Regions from separate parts of the Mus musculus genome. Here region 1 is linked to region 2. A link is a loop called in an ENCODE intact Hi-C map of the cell type or tissue named here. Cell type or tissue: left cerebral cortex. All regions are shown on one strand. Each heading gives the region's core, and the rest is flanking DNA. Links, peaks and the distances in the headings are about the cores only.

Region 1 (5,967 bases), core at 815-4,814, 130 kb after region 2:
GACCAGGCCCTAAGTCTACCTGGGGAAGAGGACTAGACATTAGTGTTAAGGAATACCTTCCAGCTGCTGTCACCTGTTCCCCGCGGGAGGGTGTGCCTCCTTCCCCCTTGACGGGCTAGTTTCTCCTGCCCTTCCTTCCACTTAATTCCTGGCCAGGTAGACATATTATCAATGCCTTTAGAGGCCTGGATCTAAGTATTTCTAGAGCCTTCTCTCCTAAGGGAGAGGAGACAGTTCTTTTTCCTTTTGGCTCCATTTCAGCATTCTGGCCACCTGTTAGACTTGAAGCATTCGTTGAATGAGTGAGTCTTGTTCAATGCCGGGTGCCTGCATTTCACAGTACCTGGGTGGAGGGCAGAGGCCTGGGAACTCCTCCAGTGTGTGGAGACTGGAGGGCCGGACGGAGGTTGGGCAAACCCAGACTTTCCGAACCCTCAGAGGAGCTTCCGAACTTGTCCAGGGAAGAGGGCATGGTGCACCCCTGGGACAGACTCTGGGACAGACCCGTGGATCTGTTTCTTCGCCTCCAACCTGTTGGGGCAGTGACTGGGGGCTGAGTTGCTGAGCAGACTTCTGTGCTGGGCTCAAACCCTTCTGTCTCCACTCCCCACCCCCTCTGGGCTGGTCCTTTGAAACAGTGTTCTTCTAGTCGTTTGTCCTTGTAGGTGTAATGAAAAGTGGCCCGCAGGCCCGGGACGGAGTCCCAGTGTCCTTCTCACTTTGAGATACCTCTCCAGGGTCTCAGTTCCCTCCTCCTTAAACCACGAGTACCCAGGTTGAGGCTGCGGTTCGAAGATGATGCAGGGGAGAGCCCAGAAAAGGAGTTGGTGCCCAGGGTCTCACAAAACAGGAGGAAGCTTTGAAGCCATCGGCCTTTGGTGGACAACCGGGATGCAGACAAAAAGTCCAATGCGACGATTGGCCCAAGGTCATTCAACCAGGACTGGGTCTGACCCCAAGTGGCCTGATTCTAAGAGCCTGGGCTTGGTCAACAGCCAGGTTGCAGCCAGCGGTGTTGGAGGAACAGGGAGGTGGCGCCCAGCGGCTTCGGTTTTGAAACGGTTGAGGGAAGCTGACTGCCACCTGGGGAACCAGGCTTTAACAAGGCGACCCGCCTGGCAGTCACTGGGCCGCGACCCTCCCCGGGAGGGGCGGGGCGGACAGTTACCTCATCGCCGCCTCCGGGAGGCCCCGCTCGCTTGCTCGCCCGCGCGGCCGACTGGGGCGGCGGCTCCCGGCGCCGGAGCGAGAAGGGGACGGAGCTGAAGGTGGGGGCGGGTCTGCACCGCACCGGGTGCACTCTTCCTGCGGAGCTGCGGGTGCGTCCGCCCGCTCGATCCTCAGGCCTGGCCTCTTGTGGCTGAGGTGCTGTAGGCGACGCGATGCGGGTATCCCGGGCCGGGCAAGCAAGGCGCAGAACGGGCTCATGAAGCTCCCCGGTGCCAGGCGCGGGAGCGCGGGCCAGCCATGGGCGGCAGCCTGCGGGTGGCTGTTCTGGGTGCTCCGGGAGTGGGTAAGACCGCCATCATCCGCCAATTCTTGTTTGGTGACTATCCTGAGCGCCACCGACCCACGGACAGTCCCTGCCTCTACCGACCCGCGGTGCTGCTCGACGGCGCGGTCTACGACCTGAGTATCCGCGATGGTGACGTCGCTGGACCCGGCTCAAGCCCCAGAAGTCTTGAGGTAGCGGTTCGAGGGGGCCAGGGGTGTGTGTACACTTGGTGCCCATGTGTACTGATCCAGGGCGCCCGAGCCCGTTCTGGGATTGAAGTGTGTGTGTCTAGGTAGTTTGCATACGAGCTTCCTGCGCTAACCTGTAGGTGCCCTGTGGCTGTTTCCTCTCTCTCTCTCTCTCTCTCTCTCTCTCTCTCTCTCTCTCTCTCTCTCTCTCTCTCTCTCTCTTTTGTTTTTGTTTTTGTTTTTTTCGAGACAGGGTTTCTCTGTGCAGTGCTGGCTGTCCTGGAATTCTCTCTGTAGACCAGGCTGGCCTTGAACTCAGAAATCCACCTGCCTCTGCCTCTCAAGTGCTGGGATTAAAGGCGTGCGCCACCACGCCCGGCTCTGTGGCTGTTTCTTGTCTTCTTTGCCTGCCTAGGCTGGTGTCTGGGTCAGTGTGTGGCACAGCTTGAGCTGAGCCGCGCCGCTGTGACAGACTGGACCAGACACAGGAGTACCCTTTCTAGAGGGGGCCACCGCACCCTCAGACTCCCAGTCTTTGGCGCTGCATTCATTTCAAAGCTGGCATTTGAGCAGCACCTGGGAGGCTAAATGAAGTTTTGGTGAAAGAAGCTGTAAGAATATTGCAAGGGGGAAAGAGCAGCAAGAGACAAGCCAGAGGCTTCACCTGTACAGCTGCACCAGGACAGTCAGTTACCATCTGTCAGCCGGTGGACGGCAGATCCCAGGCTCTGAGGCAGTAGGAGCATAGTAGGTTGACGGGTGGCCCAGGAAGTAGGAGGGCTAAGGACTGACAAGATCCAAGCACGGCTGGGAAGTCTGGCCTGTGGGAGGGCGCGTCCCATCCGGAGTATTGCTGGGAGGTGACGGGGAGTGAGGTTGAATTGGAGTAAACCCCAGCCTCTACCCTCTAGGAGTGGCCGGACCCTAAAGACTGGAGCTTGCAGGACACAGACGCCTTTGTGCTGGTCTACGACATCTGCAGCCCCGACAGTTTCGATTATGTTAAAGCCCTGAGGCAGCGTATAGCAGAAAACAGGTGAGGGCTTGACTGGAGGTGGAGGTCTTGCTAGGGGAGCGGGTAGTTATGGCCTGGGTGCTTCTAGATCATACTTTGTGCCCACTTGAAGGTCTCTTGCTGTATGAGACACTTAGCACACCGGGGTGTGTGTGTGTGTCTGCCATAGCAGGGGACTCGCCTTCATTTGTACACATGGGGTGGGTTCCTCTGGCCATGGAGTCTCCAGCACTGCGTCTCTCATCTCCATCGGGCCTCCAGGCCGGCGGGAGCACCAGAGGCACCCATCCTGGTGGTAGGCAACAAGCGGGACCGTCAGCGGCTGCGCTTCGGACCTCGCCGTGCACTGGCCACTCTAGTTCGTAGGGGCTGGCGCTGTGGCTACCTCGAGTGCTCAGCCAAATACAATTGGCACGTGCTGCGTCTCTTCCGAGAGCTTCTGCGTTGTGCTTTGGTGCGCACACGTCCTGCACATCCGACCCTCCGCCTGCAGGGGGCGCTGCACCCAGCGCGCTGCAGCCTCATGTGATTGGACAGGGAAATCTCTTGAAAGCAGGCTCCCACCCAGACTCCTGGCCATCGGACTTTTCTTTGATCTTGATTGGACCCAGCTAACTCCCAATCATTGGACAGGTCAGTTTTACCTGAGACCTTATTGGGTCATAAGCACAGATGGAAAGGACTTGACTATGAATGTGATCAGAGGCATTTGAACAGCTTCTAGCACTCATATTGAACTACATAGACCCGCCTGCCTCTACCTCTCCACGGCTGGACTGGCTACTGGAGACACTTTTAAAGCCATGCCTAACCAGGTAATAAAAACAAATGCAAAAACTGTAAATGCACAATTTAAGGGTTTCTTGTTCTGGTATATGCAGGTTCAGAGCATTGAGGTCTGGCTTCTAGGCAGTTAACTCTAGAATCCCAACATATAATGAAGGCTCAGTCCCCAAAAAACAGGAGCTGGAGCAAGACTTTACTGTCAGAGGTTCTGCTTACTGGACCACAGGTCCTCTGGACACCGGGCTGGCCCGGTCTCCTCTAAGGCATTCAATAATATTAGTAATTAAATAGCAATGCTCATCCCCCAAACCGGAATGTACAACAGGTGTCCCATTGTGCCATGTAGTCCCGTGGGGTCTGGTCCCATGAGGTCTGGTGCTCGAGATGGAAGGGGGGTCCCTGATGCAAAGGGTAGGTTAAGGCCACAAAGAAAATGGAATGGGGTGTGGGTGTAGCTAAGCCGGTCCATCACATCGAAGAATCTGGCTCGGTCCTTGGGGTGACCGAATGCTGGGCATGCCAAGCCCCGAGTTCTATGGGTCCCGATGGGCGGCGGGGTCCCCGAGGTGTCGGTATGCGTGAGGGTTTACGGTCTGGTTGTGTGTCCATCCGCCCCCTTGCCCAGGTCAGTGAGGGTTCTGGGCCAGCCAAAGAGCTCCTGGTTGCATCCAGTGCCCCTCCTACAGCAAGGTAGGGGCTGCCCTCATCGGAAGAACTGGACAGAGCTTGGCTGCGGGGCCCAGGCAGCCCATTGGCTGTGCGGCCTGACTCCCCAGGTTGGCCACATTTGCCACCCAGGACACTGAGTGATGAAGACGAGGAGCTGGATGAACAGTAAGCAGAGTCCGGAGCTGGAGGGTCAGGGGCAGATCCCATGGGGGTATGGCTGGCAGCAGCCTCCAAGGCGCGGGCATTGGCTAAGAATTCCTCTTCCAGGCGCCTGAACAGCTGCTGCTCCTGCTGTGGGTCAAGCTGCAGGGGCGTGCGGAAGATGCTGGCAGGTGTGGCAGCCAGCTCTGGGCCGGGGCTGGGGCCCCTGGAAGGCCGGGGTGCTGCAGGGCTGAGGGCACGCGGAGTCTGCGGGGTACTCCTCCCAGAACCTCCTGATCCCCCGCCACCCCTGCCCCGGGCCACCCACGAGTGCTGGCCGTCTCGGTCCCTGCGCACCATCAGTACCGCCTGTTCCTCGCGGCTCTGGCTGCGGGTGCGCCTTGCTGGGCTGGAGGTCGACAGCTGAGCGCCTCGGCCTCCTGGGGCCACGCGGGGCCGTCCCCGGTCCAGCCGGTCTCGAGACTGGCTGCGAGGCGCGGTCGGCCGTCTCGGGGAGGCCGGAAGACAGGAGGTCGGCCGGTGGCTGGGCCGCTCCCTCCGGGAGCCAGTGGCTGAATCGTCGCTGCGGGCACCCATGGGGCCGCTCTGAGCAGAGGAGGCTGAGGAGTCACTGTCCCCAGAGTAGCGGCGGGAGCGGGGAAGGGGGGGCAGCTGATCGCGGGGCCTGAGGTGGGGTGTGAGAGAGATGTGTATCACTGGCGCGGGTGGAGCGAGCTGGTGAGGCTCGGGCTCTGCCAGGGGACTTCCAGGCACAAGTGAGCGTCCAGGCTGAGGCCGCGACTTCCCGCCCTTGGCTTCCGAAGCCAGGGTTGGATCAGCCACCGCCCGGAGCCCGCCCCAGCTGTGTTGTTGGTTTGTCTGGGTTGCCATGGAGATGGAAAGCCGGTACCGCCCCCACGCACGGGAACTTTTCCCAGGGTGTGAGTCATCGCGCCCAGGCGGACGCCCCACCCCCACCAGCCCTTGGAGCTCCGGAGGTGATCGATCCTCCAACCTCTCACCTGAGCGGGGTCTCAGGCCCCTCCTTTGTGCCTCGCAGGCTGATGGGGGTTACTTCGGGCCGGGAGCTCCTGCGCTCACTCCCAGGGACTGGGCTACCGGGGCGGGGGCTAGGAGTGGGTGATCCCCTCTGCGGGGAGAAAGTCCCGGTCCTCTGCTGGGGCAGACGGTGCGCTGTGGGAATGGATACAGCAAGTGAGGGGCAACACCTTAGAAACCGGCCCCTCTCTGCTTGTGGCCCACACCCCCACCAGGAACTTACTAGAAGACGAGCAGCGACAAGGGTCATGCTTGTCTAGGTAGTGCTCCAGTGTGTCCCAGCCGCCCCCCACTCGCACCATCACGTGACTCCTCAGCACCTATGGGCCGAAGGGCAGGTCACTGCGGGCCTCCTAGGCCACCCCTGAGGTGCTGGCCTGGGCTTCTCCTCCCCCCACTTACCCTCACGAAGATGAGCAAGCTGGAGTCTCCCACTCGGTACTTCCCCTCGGAGACCTTGATCATGGGAAACTGGTCGGGGCAGGTGCACCTGCCTAGGATCTCCCTTACCTGAAGGCAGAGAAGAGCGGGCTGAAGGTCAGGGGTCAAATCCCTCCTGGGGTTTAACAAGCAGCTGCGGGCCAGGAGGAAGTAACTATTCCAGCCTACACGGG
Region 2 (5,967 bases), core at 739-4,738:
GACAGCTGCAGTCCAGTGTCTGACTCGGCTGGAGAACCCTTAGCCCACCCCCAGGCCCGGCATGTTTACTACGTAAGATTGCATAGGGAAGCAGGGCTACAGAGATGGATCGAGGAGGCAGGCTTAGCCAACCTCAACAGGAGCAGGCTGTAGGGAGCCATCTCCAGGCTGTAACTACCCAGAAGGAGAAAGCTGTGGTGGACACTTTGTGTCCACACCATCAACATCTACACACAGATGAGAAGAGAAGGCTCTGGCATTCCTCCTGGCCTCATATCAGGCAGGGGGAGGCTTTGCTGTACTTGGTGGGTCTGGGGCTAGGGTCCTAGATAGGCCAGTTCATGTCAACAACACACATCCACTCGGGGTCTCCTGCACTTAGGGTTTCCTGCACTCCCTTCAGCAAGGTGTGCCGGCACACACTTTTAATCGCAACACTGGGAAGACAGAATAGACAGATCTCTAATCTCAAGGCCAGCTTGGTCTACATAGTAAGTTCCAGGCCAGCCGCCTAGTGAGACCCTGCCTCCAAAAACACCCAAAAGGTTTCTTGTCACCTTGGGCTTCTGTGTGATGGTAAATAAGCTCAGAAGTATTATAGAAACTCAAATTCAGTGAGAGTGAGTGCTGTAGTGAGAGTGAGTGCTGTAGCTACTGTCAAGGACAAGTCTCTTGGTGGCCACAGAACATGTCTTCCTCTACATGTCCATGGTCCTTGCTGGAGGTGGCGAGGTGGGTGATAATCAGGAGGGGCCCATTGTCTTGAGGAGACGGGGTCTCTGGACGAGGTTGTAGCCCAGCTGTGTACAGATCCTGTGCAGGCATCAGCAGGAGATCTTGTGGTACCGTCAGGCTCAGCCATGAGGTAAAAGTGCTCGGCCATACTGCGGAAGCAAATGCTGAGGGTCTGGCTTCCCACCCACACAGGCTATGGAGAGTGAAGTCAACGTGTGCTATAAGGAGTTGTGTGGCCCTCGGCCCAGTCACCAGCTCCTGACCAACCAGCTGCAGAGACTGTGTGTGCTGCTGGACGTCTACCTGGAGACCGAGAGCCACGATGACAGCTTCGAGGGCCCCAAGGAGTTTCCCCAGGAGAAGATGTGCCTGCGGCTTTTTAGGTGAGTAGAGGGCTGGGCTCTTGTGACTTTCCTCAAGGATGTGAACAGAGATCGCAGTCCTCTAGAAGACTAGGTCTCATTGGACAGGACCTGGCACACAGAGAGGGCATCTGTCTTTGTGGCAGACAATTCTGCAGCCAGATTTCCAGGAAACACTTGTTTTCTCTTTCCTGAGACTTCCCTGCAACTGCAGCCTGGCTCACCTGTTCTTGTCAGCCCATGGATCAAGCAACCAAGGAGACTGCCCTGACTGAGCCATGCTACAAAGCTTTGACTGAACTTTGATTGTTTTTTTTTTGTGGGAAACAGCAGGGCCTGTTTACTTTTAGTCTCCAAGCGAGCACTTAAGGTAGTGCATCCCCACTGTCCCTAGTGAGTGTGCTGGCATCTAAGTCCCTTGGTGTGACTCAGGACAGTGGGCAGTCAGGCAGCATAGGGAACAAAAGAAAGCCCAGCTCTTGTAGAAGGCAGGCTGTGTGCATGCTGAGGAGCGAGCAGTCCACGGCAGCCAGCACTGAGCCTAGGGCCGACGTGGGGGACTGAGACCTTGTAGAGAGCCCAGGTAGGTTCAGGTCATTTGTGTAAAGTTCCCAGATGATTCCTGCTCCATGTTTGGGGCTCAGGGTATGCTCTTGGCAACTTGCTATTTATAGTGTGTGGGCTCGCAGTGCCTCAGACCAGTTTTCCATCTTTATGGGTATTAGGGCTTCTTTCCTGTTCATCCCCTAATGTGTTTTGTTTTGTTTTGTTTTTTCTTTTCAAAACCCTAGAGATTACTTCTTAGTCTCCCTTCTGTTTTAGACAAGGGGGTAAAGAAGAACTGTGTTTGGATTATCTTTATAATCTATCAGGCCTGGTGTTACAACTGATGCCTATAATCTTAGCCCTTGGAAGCTGGAGGCAGGAGGATTGCCATGAGTTCAAGGCTAACCTTGCCTACAGAATAAACAAAACCAAAAAAGTTCCTCACCTTGCTCTCAGTTGTAACGTAAAGGGAGGTGTCCCAGCATTTTCCCTCTTGTCTGGCACCTCTGCTGCCCTGGTTCATGGTGTTGTTAATAATAACCAGAAATGCCCCAAGTGGCTACAGGAAGCAGAGCTGACTGCCCAATGCCAGCCTGAGTCTTCTCTCTGCAGTGGTCTGTGTGAAGTCTCAGCTCTTCTCACCTCTCCTCCCACTCCCGCACATTTGCAGGATGGGAGCCCACACAGCCTGTGCTTGTTTCTCCCAAATGGTTCCTGGAAGACTCATTTCTTTATGTGTTGAGCTGTGTCAGTGCTGTGGCAAGACTTAGCATCAGAGCTGATGGGTGGCCTGGAGTGTAGCTGATTGCTGGGGTTCGGACCATCAGGAGACTGAGGGCAGAGTGCTGCTGTGAGCTGGCAGGCCCTAGCTGCCGCTTGGCCTGAGACTTGGGCACTCTGCCTCGGTGTACCCCTCTGCTGTTTGGAGGCTAATGCCGTGAATAACTCTCAGCTCCAGCTTCCTTCCACCTGAGAGGGAGTCTCTGTATTTCACCCTCCAGGCAGCTTATGTTTCCTGTGTTATGGAAAAATGACACTGAGACGAGAAGTCAGCACAGTACAGGCTGGGAAAGAAGGTTTTATACCCTTCAGCCACTGGAGAAGAGTAAACTTTCCTTACCTTTCCTACTCTCTGCAGTTCCTTTTTCACTGTGATTAAAAACACCATGACCAAAACCAGCTTGGGGATGAAGGGGTTAATCCCGGTTTACAGTTAGTCTTTCTTGAAGAGAAGGAGGGGCAGAAACTGAAACAGAGGGCATGGAGGAATGCTGTTTACTGGTTGCTCTCCATGGCTTGCTCATTCCACTTGCTTCTTCCCATGTGACCCTGACTTGTGTTAAGTTGAGGAAAAACTACCCTGTCCCCATAGTCCTTAGACCAAGTCCCAGAGTGTCACCGGTTACTGCTGTCGGAGCCCTTTTTGTAGATGTTTGTCTTTATGGAGCTGTGTGTAACATTCCCTCTGTGAAGTTTTTGCTTGAGGACACAGAATTACTGCTAAAATCTTAGGAAGGAAGTTTGAACATAGATCATGGCCTGATCTGTTGCTTCCTGGCCATGCACTATTGTGCACTGTCTTGCTTCCTTTGCAGTTGTAGAAATTAAGTGTTTGCTGATAAAGTTATAAGCAATGATCCAAAACATGTTGGGCACTGGGCACTGTCCCTAAAATGTCTGATTAAGGGATCCTCCAGGTTCGCACATTTGTAAGCACATAGAGACACTTTTACAAAGGTGGTATCACTCCTTCACCAGTGTGGTCTGCTTTCTCGCCGTGCCCTGGGCCTGAACTATGCAGCTCTAACTTTCCCCCGATGACAGCTACGCGACCTTCTCTTGTGAGTGAACTGTAATTTATTTTATCAGTCCAGAAGGCATGCTATTAACTGCTCTCCCTCTTGTTTCTCTAGGGGTCCGAGTAGGATGAAGCCGTTTAAATACAACCATCCCCAAGGGTTCTTCAGCCACCGCTGACTCCCCTCGACTTGTCATTCCCCAAAGCCCTGTCCTGGCTCCTGGGTATCTGCTTTTTGCTTTGGCCACATGTGGTTCTTGATATTTTCCAAAGACACCAGCTAATTAAAATGTCATCTGACAAATGGACTCTGTTTGTAGCTCCTTGGGCAGTCTGGAAGAGCAGGTGGGACCATGGTAGCATGAAGAATTTCTGGATGCTGTTTTTAAGGGTGGCCGATAATGTAGGCTGTAGCCTGCTCATTCACATTCTTCCGAACAAAAGCATTGCCAGGCCTATCACAGCAATAGCCCAGTTCCTGGTACCAACTTCTGTCTTAGTTATGGTTTTACTGCTGTGAACAGACTCCATACCAAGGTAATTCTTATAAGGACAATACTTAATTGGGGTTTACAGGTTCAGAGGTTCAGCCCATTATCATCAAGGCAGGAACATGGCAACATCCAGGCAGGCATTGTGCAGGAGCTGAGAGGTCTACTTCTTCATCTGAAGGCTGCTAGCAGAATACTGGCTTCTAGGCAGCTAGGATGAGGGTCTTAAAGTCCACACCCACAATGACACACCTACTTCAACAGGGCCACACCTTCTAATAGTGCCACTGCCTGGGCCGAAGCATAGACAAACCACCACAGAAGGTAAGCACATTAGGGTTCCCTTTTGGATAGGAGAGTGAGACCTTAACACTTGAGGGTCTTTGAGACAGTGACTTGATACGCGCCTTTACTCCCAGGACTTCAGGGGACAGGCAGATCTCTGTGAGTTCACAAAAAGAAGAGCCCCCCCTGTCCCAAGGATCCTTGGACGTTTGTCTGGAAAATCTGCTCTCTGACCCCAACCAGTATTAAATTCACAATTTGGCTTAAGTGAAAGATAAGGCTGAGAACATTGCTCAGTGTGGAGCACATGCAGGTGGTGTCGTTCCTCAGCACTAACAAATAATGAGAGAACCAAGATACAAAGTGCAAAATATTTCACAATTATTGAAGGGCACTTTGGAGCATGCCTTTAATCCTAGCACTCGGGAGGCAAAGGCAGGTAGATCTCTGTGAGTTCAAGGCCAGCATGGACTAAATAGTGAGTTCTAGGACAGCCAGGGTTATGTAGAGAGATGCTGTCTCAAAAATCAGAAAAGTAAGAATTAGTCTGTGTCTGCAGACTAGGGATATATCTCTGTTGCTAGAGTGTTTGCCTAGAATTCATGAAGCTGTGGGTTTGATTTCCTACACTACCTAAAACAGCCTTAGTGCTGCATGCATATAATCCCAGCATGAGGTAGAGTCAGGAGGATCACAAATTCAATATCACCTTCTGCTGCGCAGGAGGTTTGAGGGGAGCTTATCTCAGCAATAAATAATAAGTCTATTATGGAAGTATAGTCTAGTTTGCTAACTATATAACTTTTATTATAGTTCCGGGGAAGCTGTTTCAAGCTTATTCTCCCTGTAGAACGTTGCAAGAGCACTTTGCAAACACATCTATGGTGGTTTCAATAGGAATGTGCTTCCCATAGACTCCCGTTTGAATGCCTGAGGCAGGGTGTGTGTGGCCTTGTTGGAGGAAGTGTGTCACTGGGGAGGCAGGCTTGGAGGCCTCATGTAAACTCAAACTAGGCCTAGTGTAACACTCTCCTGTTAGCGAATTAAGATGTGGAACTCTCAGCTCCTTCACCAGTACCATGTCTGCTGCATGGCATGCCTCTCCCCAGGATGCTAATAAGCTAAACCTCGAAACTAAGTCAGCCCCAATTAAATGTTTCCCTTTTAAGAGTTGTCTCAGCCATGGTGTCTCTTCACAGACTAAGACATCTACTCTATAAGTAGATGACCCGTGACAGCATGGGCCTCTCACATGGAAACTGCCTTTTCTGTCCTTTCAGCTGAGCATCTTAAAGATGAGGATTTGGGGGAAGATGAGGCTGTGAAGATGAGATGGCTCAGGGGTTAAGAGCCAGCATCCATGTCGGGTGGCTTACAACACCCCTAACTCAGCCTCAGGGATCCAATGCACCTGGCCCCTCCATAGCGCCCGCATTCATGCATATACCACCACTTACACACTTGACTTTAAACAATGCTTGCTAAGAGATGCTGGTAAACACCAGTACCTGCCTAAGTAAAGTCCCACGGGAGGAGAATTGTACCTTAGGGTAGCCTTAAATGTCCATATCTCACCCCACACTGCCCCATTCCTCTGGCTCACAGAGGCAGGCTCTCTTCAACCAGAGGCCCTCAAACTACACAGGAGTTACCTCCCCATAAGCTGATCCCAAGCTTACACCAAGTCTTCCAACTCAGTTGACCTAAGATGGGCCAAGGAAGTATATTTTTTAACAATCTCCCAAATGCA

What was found. Peaks named below come from ENCODE experiments on the same cell type or tissue, not always from the same donor. Only the 100,000 strongest peaks of a DNase experiment are listed, where the experiment ranks them.
Region 1: it touches region 2 in a loop (2.0-fold over the local background); 2 of 42 quality-filtered maps call a loop at or near these places.

The regions. Positions count from the first base shown.
Region 1 is chr11:5,056,839-5,062,805 of GRCm38, forward strand. Rasl10a (RAS-like, family 10, member A) reads left to right here and starts at 1,290. Exons shown (of 3, transcript NM_145216.4): 1 at 1,290-1,686; 2 at 2,595-2,719; 3 at 2,960-3,547. The coding sequence starts at 1,468. The coding sequence ends at 3,227. Gas2l1 (growth arrest-specific 2 like 1) reads right to left here. Exons shown (of 7, transcript NM_144560.3): 4 at 5,756-5,863; 5 at 5,577-5,673; 6 at 5,317-5,488; 7 at 3,537-4,979. The coding sequence ends at 3,953. In left cerebral cortex, for the core only: a CTCF peak has its summit at 3,187 (motif pointing right); DNase peaks (open chromatin) are centred at 1,264, 1,574, 2,143, 2,521 and 3 more places; H3K4me3 peaks cover 3,838 bases; H3K27ac peaks cover 3,033 bases.
Region 2 is chr11:4,925,119-4,931,085 of GRCm38, forward strand. Thoc5 (THO complex 5) reads left to right here. Exons shown (of 20, transcript NM_172438.3): 19 at 928-1,118; 20 at 3,557-3,747. The coding sequence ends at 3,620. Among named protein-coding and RNA genes, the nearest start is that of Gm35321, 5.7 kb to the right of the region's middle. In left cerebral cortex, for the core only: no CTCF peak of the experiment used is centred there; a DNase peak (open chromatin) is centred at 2,312.